Regions from separate parts of the Homo sapiens genome. Here region 2 is linked to region 1. The links are chromatin contacts, found by Hi-C or POLR2A ChIA-PET in ENCODE. All regions are on one chromosome and are shown on one strand. Each heading gives the region's core, a stretch centred on a gene start or an enhancer-like site at or near the end of the contact. The rest is flanking DNA. Distances are from core to core; before and after follow the strand shown. Region 1 overlaps TENM3 (teneurin transmembrane protein 3). Region 2 has its middle 7.0 kb from the start of DCTD.

Region 1 (7,175 bases), core at 3,878-6,377:
TCAGACTCTTTATGATTCTGGTTTAAAACAAAAATATTTGTATCACTGACATAGTGGCATGAGCCTATCTGGTCACCTATGACTTACTTCAGAATGTAGTTACACTGCTTACTGTGAAATTGGAAAATCTGTTCTGTGTGTGTTCTAATGGATGTGACGGTCATTAAGTATATGAGTCTTCTGACGTTGTAATCAGATGTGATTCAGTCTGTTAAGTACCCATGAAACAACATCTGCTTCACAGAGTGACCTTCTGCTAAAGAATACTTAGCATCTATTAGTAGATCATAGTGCAGATCTGCCTTATTTGAAATGCACTAAACAAGAGTAGTCTACTGCTGTTTAGCAACTAGCTTGTAATAATTTATTGCAGTTAAATAAAGCTTAAAAAAACTCCATTAAATAATTATAGGGATTATATGCATTTTGAAAACCTTTGTGTTCTACTGAAATTACCCATTTAATTTCAGGGTTGGTTTGTTAAAAAAAGCTGAAATCTGAAGGCACATTAGAGGAGCTGTCAGATGCTGTTTTCTGTAGGTGTTAATAAAACCAGATGAAAAAAAAATCTGAAACAAATTAAAACCAAAAGCAATTTTGCCATCTGTTGTGTATTAATTAGAACTTTGTGTATCAAGGGTAAACTTGCTCTTAGAGAATGTCACTGAACACCCACTTAATAGAATAATATGCAAATTTATTAGGTTATGGATTTATATGCAGTTTTTAATTCTAATTCATCTGCAGTGGATCCCCAAGAAATTGGTAGTGTGTATATACATATATATATATATAATGAGTTCTCTTTCTTTTTTTTTTTTTTTTTTTTTTTCAGAGCAACCTGCAAGCAATCAAGGCCAGTCTACCCTGCAGCCCTTGCCGCCTTCCCATAAGCAGCACTCTGCACAGCATCATCCATCCATCACTTCTCTCAACAGAAACTCCCTGACCAATAGAAGGAACCAGAGTCCGGCCCCGCCGGCTGCTTTGCCCGCCGAGCTGCAAACCACACCCGAGTCCGTCCAGCTGCAGGACAGCTGGGTCCTTGGCAGTAATGTACCACTGGAAAGCAGGTAACATCTAAAATTTCAAAATAAGCTAGCCCAACCCTTTTCTCACCAGGAGCAATTTACTATACTTACATATTCTGGTGTGGTGTTTTGGGGTTTTGTTGTTGTTGTGTTTTCTTTTTTCTTCTCTAAGAAGCAGTTCCAGATTGTTGTGATTTTTTTAGTTGCTGGGTCAGTGAATGTGCCTATTCTTTTCACACAGTTTGTTGCCTACAAGAGATGAGAATAAATTACTTCAGTGAAACTTTCCCTTACCACTGTTTGTTTTTTTCTTATCTACAAATTATCAGGCATGTGGAGAAAAGGACAGAGATGTAAAATGTTATTCTCAGTTGCATGTAGTTTGATTCAGTGGACATGTCTGGCATCTTCTTGGTTCTAGACCTCTGTACTTTCTCAGACTATATTTTGTTCATTACATCATATATTCATAGTGGAGCCCCACTATGAATATAACACTTAAGCACAAATCAGATGACAGTTTGTTAAGGATATTGTAGTTTCTTGCAGTATGAGGGAGATAGGACCTACTCTCTAAAGTTCCTTGCAGGATTATTTCCTAAGACAATCCATTCATCCTGACACAGTTCTATTAGGAAGTTTTTCCCTACAATGAACTGAAATCTCCATCCCTGAAACTTCCATCCTCTGACTGTAACCGTACAACTAGTAGTCTGCAACTATACAAAACAATTTTGCCCTGATTCATACATGATGGCCCATGAGCTTCTCAGTCTTCTAGAGGCTTCAGCAGTTTAATGGTCCTTCTCTGTACACATAGCATAGTGTTTCATTAAGGTTCAAAGTTAGGACTTCTCGCAAAGGCTGGCTGACAAGTGGTAAACTGCTCATACAAAAGTATGATCAGCGAAAGCTGTTTTGAGCTAATCCATTTCATTATTCAGGATCTCCTGGCATATAAAATTTCGCCTTCTTTCTTTGGACAGGAGCGTAACAGTCACTGTCTCCTTGTAATTATGTATTGCACAACCAACAGTGGTGTCTTACCTTATTGGTCTTCTGTTGGCAGCTTTGCGGGGAGGTTCCCCCAACATTCCTCTTATTCTTTATTTCTTCTCTGCCCCAGGGTTTCCGTTAGGCTTGGAGAAAAAGAGTTATCACCATAGAAAAGCCAGAAAATAGAGAGCTCTTGACGCCTTGAGAGACTGTCCCCCAAAATGTCCTGCCCTAGAGCTTCCGGTTAACATTAGGATTTAAATTAGCTTCTGGGTGAACAAAGTGTCTCACAATGAATACATTGCTATTTCTCACCATTAGGTATATGGTCTCAACCCATTCTGCCTTGAGGATGAGCTAGCAGGAGGTCCCCACAGTTAGTTGTCAACAATGAAAGTCTTTCTGTGTTTTCTTTTACTCTTGACCTAAGAACAAGGTTCTAAAGAACTCTTATCTTTTTATCCATATCAGCCACGAGTAGTTGAGTTTTATTGTTTATTTTGTATTATTGAACATTCTTCTGGGAGAAATTAGGAAGAGAAAGAACAGGAAAAATAGGCAAACAGCAGATTTCTCTTCACTTAAGACACAGTCATGTATACGGATTTTTTTTTCCTGAGGTTATTAGCACAGACGTAAATTTACCCAGTGTAATTAATTAGCACACACTGAACAGCTAATCAACACCGATTCACTATTGTCATTTGGAAAAAATTTATTAGGAAAAAAGTAATTTTCCAGTTGAGTCATCAGATTGAATATGGATATTACATTGTAGTTGACAATAATTGTTTTGACAAATATTTATGAAATATGTCAAATTAAATCCTCAGAAACGTGTTTAATTTTAGTGATGTTATAAAACACAAAAGCCTCAAAAACTGTCAGTAGGAGAGTTAGCATTCCGTGAAACCATGTCTTCCAGTGAATTTGGAATAATTTTGAGAAGAGTAAGATGCGTTCTTGTTATTCGTCTTATTGCACTGGAAATTTTGATTGATGAGACTTTAAAGAAAGAAAGTAGTTGGTTAGAAGAAAATCCACTGTAGCCATATGTGAAATTGTAGCTGGTTTCTCTATATTCAGACCATATAAGAAATCACTCCCATGGTGAGTAGTTACTGAGATTTTCTTCCATTTCAAAGTAATGCCATTAATGAATCATCAATGGAATTAATATTATACAGTTTTATGAGTTTCAGGGAGGAAATCAACCGCTGATATGATCTCACTAATAAATATACAGAATAATTAATCTAAAAATTTGTTGTTACACTAACAAATTTTAATCTGCAGTATAGTTTTGTTGTTTTCTCGTTATCCAAAGTTCACATCTTACAGTGTCGCTAATCAAAAGAAATGATATTTCAACTTGCAGTACTCAGTGAGTGAAGCTAAGCAGTGATGTGAAAATCTCACACTGTACCGACACAGTACTACTGTGGTTTCTTTAATAGTCTCACTTGGTTGGAACTCTGGAGGTGAAGAACCAGTCTTATTTATCATTGATTTTTCCTTCTTTTAGTTAAGGTTCCCTATTGAGTATGATTCTCAGACTCAGTTTCAGCTATATTAACAACTTTATCCAGACTTGTGTCTGCCTTTAACTATTTTTTAATCTAGTGTATTGTTTCATCTTTGGCAATTATTTATATATATATATATATATACACACACACACCGATTTTGCTAATTCTCACTTTTTCTGAAACTGCCACTTAAAGGTTATAAGCTATGAAGTTTAAAATTCAGTTACGAATAAATAAGAATCTCTATATTTTTCTCTTAGTTCCTCCCCCTTTTCTCTTTTCAGCACAAATTGATAGTAATTGGTTACAAAATGGCATGTAATAACCCTTGAAAATCTCAGTGATTTGTAGACTTACAGTTTATGTGAATTGCTGGAAAAGGCATAAAAGGATTTTCTACTTTGTCCTATATGTTTCAGTATAGCTATCATTTTGATTTATTCAAAAGCATTCTTTTTCACCAGGCAGTTTCTTGCTTCCATAAAAATGTTTATTTCCTTTCTCTAATGAATTTAACATTTGCTCCTGCTGGAGACAATCAATGTGACTGTGTACTGTACATTCCCACTCAGTGAATAGAATACTTCTGGTCTATAATCTCCAGTGACTTTCAGATCTCCTAGAGTCACACTGAGATCCAAAAATGCCTTTGCAGTTCATAAGCATCTCCTTATTATGTCATCATTTCCTATTAACAATCGGTCCCTATGTATAATACCAAGTGCTTGCTTACAATTTTCCTGAAAATTCCTTTTCTTTGAGCTCACTATTTGTTATACTTTGGATTATTCACTTTTAGGGCATTGGAGAGCCTATAGCTTGCCCTTTGTTTATTTTATACTTCAGCTGCTTCAGTATGTAATAATAGCTGCTACAAGAATACAGAGCAGCTGAGCAAACGCTTAGAATTGGCCCAGTACAGCAGCAGCACTTAAAGGTATGGTACAGTAACTCTCATTGAGAAGCCTTGTCCTTCAGCAACTGTAAAGTTAATTGCCTGCAAGTTCCTCATTTATATACGTGAATTAAACAGCTTAGTAGTTACCTATTAGATGTTAACAAAACGGTTCATTTGTAGCCATTTAATAAAAGATTTATTAAAGTCTTGTTTTATTATGAAGCCTACTTTGGCATGGATAGTTCATTAGTTATGTTCCCATAGCTTTTTACCTTCTAGTTCAGTAATGCTTTGCTAATTATTAATGTATGAAATTGCATATTAAATTGCCTCTTTATTAGTGCATTTTTTATTTCAATATTGAGATGTCTTGAGCCGCATTAATGTGAGATCAATTGTTAACGTCGTTAAAAAAACAGAATACCTAAACAGAGATATTGTTTACTAAACTAAGATATGATACTTTTTTCTCTTTTTATCTTCTTTAAAATGGTTGTAGGGAAGGTAAAAACAGTCATACACACACCGGGTCTGAGTCAGCCTTGCTGACGTGTGTCTGCATCCTATATGGGGTAGCTTTCCTGCCCCAGAGGAAACCTTTCCCAGCTGAAGAATTAACCTCCACCCACTTACTGATAACTAATAAACTACCATTAGTGAGGTAGTAAGTAGTGGAATCCTCCGTAATTAAAGATACAACTTCAAGTAAAATATGCCTGGGAAGGTAGCTCGATGACTAAGGTTGACTGACTGATGCTGATGCCATATGCTTTTGTTAAAGACAGCTTGGGGAGACACAGGGTACCTGTGGGGAAAAGGAATATTACTGAATATGGAAAAGAGGTCCAAAAATGAAGAACCTAAGGTTACTTAACAAAAATTTCAAAATTGGACCTGGGCCAATGGTAGGAAATTCTTAAAGTTTCACCATCATCATTTATTTAAAAAAAAAAAAAAAAGGGAAAGTCAACTTAAATTATATACTAATGAATAGTAAAAAATCACTTGGATTCTAAGTCTCTTAAAATATGGCACCTTTTATAACTTAGTATTTCTTAAGAGGACTAGGAAGGGATATTGTTTATTTGTGAGAATGGGAAGAAACATGAAGAGGGAGATATAAAGTTCAAGAATTTGCTGTGTGCTGTTAATATTTAAGGCCTATTTCAAGCCCTGGCTAAAAAAACCTTTGTCTCAGAGAGAGGAGGATAATTGAGGAAGCTATTGTAAGCTTAATTCAGTGCCTAAGCTCTGTGGTGACCATATAGTTCATTACTAAAGCCAGGACACTTGCAGAGTGAGAAGGGGCCATATCAACAGTTACCCTGGAATTGCAGCATAAACTGATAGCTGTACCAGGCAAAGAGGGACGTGTGATTACCACACTAAGTTTTATTTCCAAGAGTAAAGTTAATTTTAAGTCCAAATTTTCTTATGCCTTAGATAAATAAGAATAAGAAATCAAACGAGAAAGGCAGGTTGAATGCAGGTAAGGCTCCAGACTTGAACATTTCTAATAGTTTCTATTGCTAACTTAGAGCAAATATTTAAACTTTTATTGACCCCCTTCGCAGAAAAAGCTTCTATTGGCCTCCAAAATATGTAGCTCCTAAAATAATACTTAAAATATTTGTCTTAATTTTCTTCTCAGAGTTTCAAGAGAACACTTATCACAATATCAAGAGAACAAGAGGTAGCAGGCCGGGCGTGGTGGCTCACGCCTGTAATCCCAGCACTTTGGGAGGCCGAGGCGGGTGGATCACCTGAGGTCAGGAGTTTGAGACCAGCCTGGCCAACATGGTGAAACCCCGTCTCTACGAAAAATACAAAAATTAGCCAGGCGGGGTGGTGGGCACCTGTAATCTCAGCTACTTGGCAGGCTGAGGTGAGAGAATCTCTTGAACCCGGGAGGCAGTGGTTGCAGTGAGCCAAGATCTCACCACTGCACTCCAGCCTGGGCGACAGAGGGAGACTCTGTCTCAAAAAAAAAAAAAAAAAAAAAAAAAGGTAGCGTATATAAAATATGGTCCTGAATTTACTCAAAGAATAAACATCTCTGTGTCTCCAGCAGCATTACAGTTTGGGTTTCCAAAACCATTCTCTCAGGCTGAAGTAGAGGCTTCATTCTAGGAAAGTTTGAGATAAAGTTTCAAAGATGGTTATTAAGATAAGTGAGAGTAAAAGCCCTATTTTTTAATGTGAGATTATTATTAACCACTTGTAATGCTGTAGCCTCAACTTGATTGTTTAGTGGGCGTCACGCCAATAATTAAAATGTGAAAGAAGGTTCTAGACCAATAGCAGCTCTCAAATGAAGGTCATTCTCAGGAGTCAGTATTGATATATATTCTAATTAAAACCTGGTGGATATAGTAGGGATACAAATCACAGTTTAGCGTCATGAGAAAAGCATATGCTTTAGAGACCTGGTTTGTAATCCTGCATCCACCATTTTCACTAACTATTTAAATGTGAGGTCACATATTTAAATGTGAAGTCAGTTTCCAATGCAATAATAATACCTACTCAAAATGATTTATAAGTGTGAAATGAAATAAAGTAAGTGGAGCACGTGGCACATGCTAGGTGTTCCGTAAATGTTTTTAAAATAATTACCAAATGGTAATAGCAGCCATTGTGAAGGGCACCTCATTGGTTAATACCTTTCATCATAAAGTAGCTCTCATCTCTCCAAACAATAAGAAAAGCATTTGTCTTAAC
Region 2 (7,382 bases), core at 1,608-4,107, 320 kb after region 1:
TCCATGAAGGGCATACAGACTGCAAATTGACATGACAGAGCACTCCTATCAGAAAAAAAATCAGGATCCCTAAACAGCGTTTTTGTTATGAGTTGAAGCCACCAATTACTTTGTCATTATACATCTTCAAAATTACAATGAAGGGCCGGGTTTGTTGTAATGAACTCACTCCTGTAATCCCAGCAAAGTGGCAGGCCAAGGTGGGAGGATCGCTTGAGCCCAGGAATTTGAGACCAGCCTGGGCTATGCAAGACCCAGTCTCTGCAAAAAAAAAAAAAAAAAAAAGTTTTAAATGAGCCAAGCATGGTGGTGCATGCCTGTAGTCCCAGCTGCTCAGGAGGCTGAGGAGGGAAGATTGCTCGAGCCTAGAAGGTTGAGGCTGTAGTGAGCTGTGACTGCACCACTGCACTCCAGCTTGAGTGACAGAGGGAGACCCCATCTCAAAAAAAAAAAAATCTTTTTTTTCAATGAAGATCAATAAGGAAATGTTAACATGGCATATGCACAAAGCTGGGTGTTTTGCCGTTTTTTATTAATAAATATTTGTTGACTAAATAAATGAGTTAATAGAAAATCATTGTTCTATGCCAAATTGTTTGGAGCATCTAACTCATAGAGAGAAGTCTTTGTCTGTGAACTCTGGTTCTACTTCCCTATCCGCCTCCTTTTTCTCCTTGCAATTCATAGACCTGGAGAGACATTTGATAAGTGAGACATTGGGGCTGGTGGGTCAGGGAAACAAGAGTGAACAGTATCATTTTAAGGAGGCATGGATCTCAGTCCTAGGATTTGGGGCTTGGCCTGAAAATGACCATCTCTCGTACAGCAGAGCTGAAGGCGGAGGGGAAGGCTGTCTCCTCTTTCCTGGTGTGATGCCTCTCCCCATGACTTCTTTGCTTCTACAGAGCTGAACTTGTAGCCTCTTTCATACACAACTGGTTGAAGTGGATGGAAATTACATGTCTTATTGCTTCTTAAAAGAAAAAAAAACATATTAAATCTAAAAGAAATGGGCAATTTTCTCGTACCACTTTCTATTTCTGTGTAAGTTACCAAGTGCCAATCATTCTTACTTTTTAAAATTCACATTTGTCAAGCAGCATGTAAGCTTTCAGTGTTGTACAAGAAAAGATAATGCTTCATGTGGAACAGTCACTTACGCTATTCTGTGAAAGTGCCTAACCTGAAGAGAATGTATCAGATTGTTGGCTTTATAGAAATGTTAATGATTTCATTAAATTACACCCTCTACGCTGGGGTCACCAAGGAACCTCCTAAAGGGTAATCAACAAGGTATTACGGTTCTGGATATAGAATTCTTTATTGACATCAGAGTCACCACTCATTTTGCAGTGTGTATTTTAACTGGTGTAGCAAGGTGAATGCCTAAGAACCATTGTAAATGAAAGTCCCTGTGAAATTGTAGTTGGGAGCTAATGGCCATCATAACCTGCCTGACGTGTTGCGCCTTCCCTCAGCTAACTGGAAAGCTCACTGGGTGTGAACCTCTGAAAGGAGAAGGCGCGAATCAAATTAACATTTTAGTATTGTGGCACACCATGTATGTGTATATTGAAGATAACACCTGTGATCCTACCACAACAACAATCTGTTGTTAATGCCATGAGGGAAAAAGTCATCTTCCACAGTCAGGAGCAAACAAAATAAGGGAGGAACCCTATCCTATGTGAATGACTGTTGACACTGTTCACAGTAAGCAATTCAAAGCTTTGATTCAAGAGCTGACAGAGAGCAACAAGGCAGTACCGAGGCCAGAGTTCTCCAAAGGCCCCATTTCTGATGAACCTCTGTCTGCTGCAGTGTTTGATAGACAACTTGAAGTGATACAAGGTAGGGAGCTCTCAGCCATGAAGCATGATCCTAGTAATGCTATCTTCAAATTAGCCCTGGATTGAGTTAAATATCAACCAAAGGGAGTGGAACGGCCCTCATGAAATCATCCCTAAGAGAATGAGAGAGATCTAATAGTGTGGTGGTTACAGTAACCACTAACCTGCAAGAAAAATCGATATCTACACTGTGTTAGAATCACACCAAGGGCTCCTGGAGCCGAGCCATTTCAGTGAAGAATAAACCAGGATTCATTAGAGTAGAAAGTCAGAATGTGGTAGGAGGTCAAACATAAATACACCCCGGGCTGTTTCGTCTGCAAACCCAAGAAGATGGTCTTCTTTCAGGATCCGAGCATTTTTTAAAAGCATGGAATTTACAGAGCTGGGAAGTGACCTTAGCAATCATTGAGTCCAGCCCCTTCTTTTTACAGATGAGGAAATAGTGGCCCAGAAAGATGACTTGGCTCGCTCCCATTCACACGGCTGCTCTGGTGAGATTTCCTCATGCCACACTGCTCATGTCCAGCTTTGCAGTCCATGAATCAAAACACAACTGTTTATTGAGCCTCTCTGTGGAAGGCACTCTGCCAAGCTTTCGAGGGGCGTAAAGAAAGCCGCATCAGTCTTCTCCCTCTCTTTGCCGGAGAGAAGATCAAACTACATAATAGGTTACCCAAGATTCAGTGGTTAAGTGGCGATGTAAGACAACAATAAAAGAGAGCTGTCCCAAAGCAGAATATGATTGTGTGTGTGTGTGTGTGTGTGTGTGTGTGTGTGTGTCTTCTACCTAAAAAAGCCCCTTCTTCCCACCTAGGAAGTAGGTTATAAAGGCAGGGGTTTTCCTGTTCCCTTTATTATTACTTCCACTTAGCACAATATTCAGTTGTGTTTATACCCCAGTTTCTGTTTTGGAAGGAGTGCGAGATACACTCGCTGCAAGGAATGGGAGCCTGCATATGGAGCGAGAGCTCAGGCAGAATTACTAGCATCGCAGCCTTAAGTATGAGAGGTTGCCCTAACCGGAGCCTTGCACTAGCTAGGGAGAAGACTCCATCTGTATTGGTTTCTGGAACAAAGCCCAGACAAGGCAGAGTCAGTGCCATTTCTTTGCATTCACTAAATATTAAATGTTCATATGTCCTTAACAAAATTGTAGCCCCCAAGAACCATGGAATTTCAGTCAAAGAAACATGCATACATGCACATGTAGATAATCTTTCTGCTTTGTACTATTCGACCCGTGTTGAAATCCCAGGGATAACATTGCCTTTCAGATAAAGTTTGACCATCATATTACCCACACACAAAAAAGCATCACATGAAATAAAGAAACAGGAGCATGTGGTACACCCTCCAGGACTGGAGAAGAAGGTGGCTTGGTCTGGGTTAGAGACTGATAGCTAAAAACTAAGTCTGGCTGCTGAAAACTAGCCATATCTACTCAATAATGCACATGTCCCCATGGAAACTCCTTATCTTGCCTTCCACTCCGTTAAGTTTTCATATTCATGGCTCCCTGTGAAACCTAGAGAAGTATATTTCTTGAAAGTCTTGGTTAGTAGCCTGTTCACTTCCTTGCTATTCTCATGGCAAAGTACCAACGACGTGTGTCGGCAAAGAGCGAGATAGTGAGTTTACATTTTAGAGTGTAATTTCCTTATGAAGCCATCCGTTTTGTTTGTAACAGTCTGACCGTTCTAACCAGCTTCTAGGAGCCAGGCGCCAGGACAGAGGAAAAGAACTTCATTTTATTAAAATGGTGGCAAATTCGATTAGCGATTTCAGTGGCACATTAAGCAGGTTATTATTAGACAGAACTGACATTTCACATGCAGGCATATTCTTTACTTGAAAGTCAAGTGTCATTCAAAAGAGGGAGAAATTATTTAGGATTTTTGAAAACCTCAAAGAAATCCCCTGAAAACCTCTCCTTATAAATGCCTCCACCTGTTGAGGAGTCAGGGCTAGAACTGATGACTTTGATTTCTCCTTGATGCAAACAATGATACCAGAATGGAATGGCTCTGGGGAGTGCTCATAAGCAGTGGTCAGGAAAGTGGATTCTCCTTCTACATCCGTAGCTGGACCCCAGTGCTGACGGGCCTCGCCGAAGGGCGGTGTGATTCATTCACAGGGCACACCACAGAGAACTGCCCCTTCCTCCATCCAAACAGAATCATCCTCCTGCTGTATATACAGATATTGCAGCAGTCACTGAGATACTTGAAGAGTTTTTCACTGCGTCTGCCTTTGGAGGTACACATTTGGCTCGGCAGAAGCTAAACATTTTTAAGAGCACAGTAAGAAATAGGCCAGAAAACATGAAAGCTTTATAGCTTTTTAGAAAACTTGATGGTCTTGCTGGTACAGCTCCCTATGATATGGTTCAGTTGTAATAGCAATGGAAAGTGTATCAGTGCAAGCTGCTGATGAAACATCAGAAAATGTAGCCAAGGGTCTTTTAAACACATTCAAGAACTGTTCTTTTGAACTGTGCCTCTTAGCCTTGGAAAACCTCTTCAAGATTTTAAACAGGGCCCCTGGATGAACTATAGAGTGAGAACCTGAAATTATCTTGTGCACTGGAATCAATATCAAGCAATATTTTCTCTTTGAGAGAAATTCAATCTGACAGAAGGGAGTAGGAGCAATAAGGAAACTGGGACCCTGGCTGAAATGCTTGCCTGAGAAACACGCGGCAAAGCAGTACAAATTAGGTGATGTCACTAAAGTCAGAAAACCATAGTGACAGAATAAAATGTTATCTGAGCTTCAGAATACTTCATTATCACTACCACAGGTCACTAAGCTTCACAAAATGCATCCATCAGCCTTGATAGCCATTTGGAGGCCGCCGCTGGTAGCTAGATGGCGCAGCAGCGGAACACAGCCCCTCCACCTCAGGAGACCAGGGTGCAGCAGAGGCCTGGGCGCACAGAGCAAAGTTTGTTAGTCTCAAAGTGCTCTCTAGTGGCCATATGAACATAAAATTATCTGAAGCAGGGAGTCACTTGGGGAGAGGATTTAGAATTAAAGGGCTGTTGCCGAGCCTGTAATCCCAGCTATTCCAGAGGCCGAAGAGAGAGGATTGCTTGAGCCCAGGAGTTCGAGACCAGCCTGGGCAACACAGCGAGACCCTACCTCTAAAAAGTTCAATTTTTTTTTTAAAGATTAATTTTGGAAAGCAAGGTAGAGTCGCTTTCCACTGCAATCTACATCTCCTGGATCTGGGGGAACAGTTTATGAGCAACTTGCCTTTCCCAACTATTGTGCTGCTACCCATAAAACACTTATAAATTATTAAACTCAGCTGTGTGATTTCTAGACTGGATATTAGAGGTTTCTCAAATTCATGGGGAAGCATTTAGGTTTAAATTCATCCTTGCAGATTTCTAGGAGTTTCATTCATGAAGGGTATTTCTGAGTAGACGGTGAGGTACATTTATCCTGTCCATCTGTGTGACATGCAGAAGCTCTGTGCTGTGATCCAAAGCCACCTTGGCTGTAAATGTAACTGTTTAGGGAATGTGATAAGAGCCAGCTGCTAAGCTTGGTGGGAGGAAATCATTTCTGAAGCACCCACATATTCCAGGTACAGTCTCTTATTTTATCACTAGTATTCATTCAATCCTCACAAAAACCTTCTGGTGTAGGAATCATTATCTCTCTTTTTTTTCTTTTGGCCCCCAGATAAGGCAGGGGTTTACAAACTTTACATGTAAAGGACCAGAGAGTAACGATTTTAGGCTTCGAGGGTCACACGGTCTCTGCGTCTCTGCAGTGTGTGTGCATCTACTCAATTCTGCTGTTGTAAAGAGCTGTCAAGGACATCAACAAATGAGAGTGGCTATAGCCAACCAAACTTTATTTATGGACTCTGAAATGTGAATTTCGTCTAATTTTCACATGCCTCAAAATATTGTTCTTTTCTTGGTTTCATTTCAACCATTTAACAATGTAAAAACCATCCTTCCCTCAAGGGCCATGCAAACATGGGCAGGGAGGCCGTGCAAACACAGTGGCCTGTGCCAGCCAAGGCAACAGTTAGTTGTCAAGTTTGCCGAGTCCTGTGATGAGGAACCAGAATCCCAGTTTGCAAGTCAGTACGTGGTGGCCTCAGTAGTCCAAACAGCTGACTGTGGCCCAGGTTGAACTGGGAGTCATCGGTGGACATCAGCCCTCCTCCTGCTATCCACCCTATGGTAATGCTTTTTTTTTTTTTTTTTTAGAAAAAGAAAATTTAATGTGTACTTCTCTAGGAAGAGCCAAGCAAAGACAAAGAAAGACAGAAAACAGCACTGTGGGAAACCAATCTGGCACTAAGGAATATGTACAGTGGTGCCAGGAAGACTACTATTTAGGACTTTATAAAGACTTCTGAATCAGATGGAAGGCACAGGTCCCAAATTCACAGGGCTTCCTATCATTTAGGAAATCCATTAGAAATTCATGGAAACACAAATTTAAAAGCTTGCAGGCATATATCCAATCACATTCAGCAATAGGGAAATACATATAATAAGAATTGCTTCTAGGACCGGGTCTCCAATCCCCAGCTAATTTTTTGTATTTTTTTAAGTACAGACAGGGTTTCACATGTTGCCCAGGCTAGTCTTGAACTCCTAGGCTCCCGCGATCCACACACCTTGGCCTCCCAAAGTGCTGGGACCACAGGCATGAGCCACCACACCCGCCTTATTTCTCTAGAATTTAGAACAATTTCTACAATGAGCTCTTAGGCTATTTAGCAAAAGAAACACAGACTTGTTCAGGAGGATGGAGCCCTCACTAATGGGGTTCATTGCCGAGATCGTGCCACTGCATTCCAGCCTGGGTGACAGAGCAAGGCTCCGTCTACAAAAAAAAAAGAACTTTTCTTTTTCATTGAGAGAATGGGAAAGGTAAGTTATAGCAAAGAAAGAGCATATTATGGAAATGATAAAAGACATCTTCAGTATATATAAAGAATTCCTACAAATCAATAAGAAACAGTCCTACAGAAAAGTTTGCAAGATACTTGACAAACTTGACTTTACAAAAGAGGGCACAAAATGGCTGATAAACGTGTTTGAAATGTGCTCAGAGTCATTGGTCATCAGGAAAAGAAAATTAAAACTACAATGATATATCACTATCCTTATCAGATTGGCTAGAATGCCTAGAATTTAAGACTGAAGACATCAAGAGCTGATGTGAATGAGTAGGAGCTGACAAGTCTACTACACTCCTAGTGGGAGTACACATTGGCAGAATCTCTTTGGACAACTGGCCTGATCTAGTGAAGTTTAATATATGCATCCTCTGCGACCCATCCTCCATTTCTAGACATAGGCCCACAGAAACGTGCACACATGCGCACCAAGAAACGTCTTTCTATTATTGTTCATCATAGTCAAGAAACTGAGACAACCCAAATGTTCATCAACAATAAAGTGATAAATTATGGTGTATTAATACAACAGAATACTATTTAGCAATAAAAATAAGTGAACTTCTGGTACATGTCACATGGATGAATCTCACAAAGAT

What was found. Hi-C counts contacts between places; a loop is a spot of excess contacts on that map. ChIA-PET counts read pairs that join two places held with the same protein, here RNA polymerase II (POLR2A). Pooled maps may share reads with other maps.
Region 2: a loop to region 1 is called in a pooled map, with 2.0 times the contacts of the local background. The contact joins two enhancer-like sites. A Hi-C loop is called at or near these places in 1 of 168 maps with a recorded cell type or tissue (endothelial cell of umbilical vein) and 3 of 50 pooled maps. POLR2A ChIA-PET finds 5 or more read pairs at or near these places in 1 of 52 experiments (activated CD4-positive, alpha-beta T cell).

What each region holds. Positions count from the first base shown.
Region 1 is chr4:182,600,089-182,607,263 of GRCh38, forward strand. It overlaps TENM3 (teneurin transmembrane protein 3), which reads left to right. Exons shown (of 28, transcript NM_001080477.4): 4 at 836-1,073. Among named protein-coding and RNA genes, the nearest start is that of DCTD, 310 kb to the right of the region's middle. Within about 2 kb of position 5,128, at least 2 of the 41 ENCODE cell types and tissues checked have a DNase peak (open chromatin) inside an H3K27ac peak, as active enhancers do.
Region 2 is chr4:182,920,699-182,928,080 of GRCh38, forward strand. No RefSeq gene overlaps it. Among named protein-coding and RNA genes, the nearest start is that of DCTD, 7.0 kb to the left of the region's middle. RefSeq lists a silencer at 4,665-4,867. Within about 2 kb of position 2,858, at least 3 of the 41 ENCODE cell types and tissues checked have a DNase peak (open chromatin) inside an H3K27ac peak, as active enhancers do.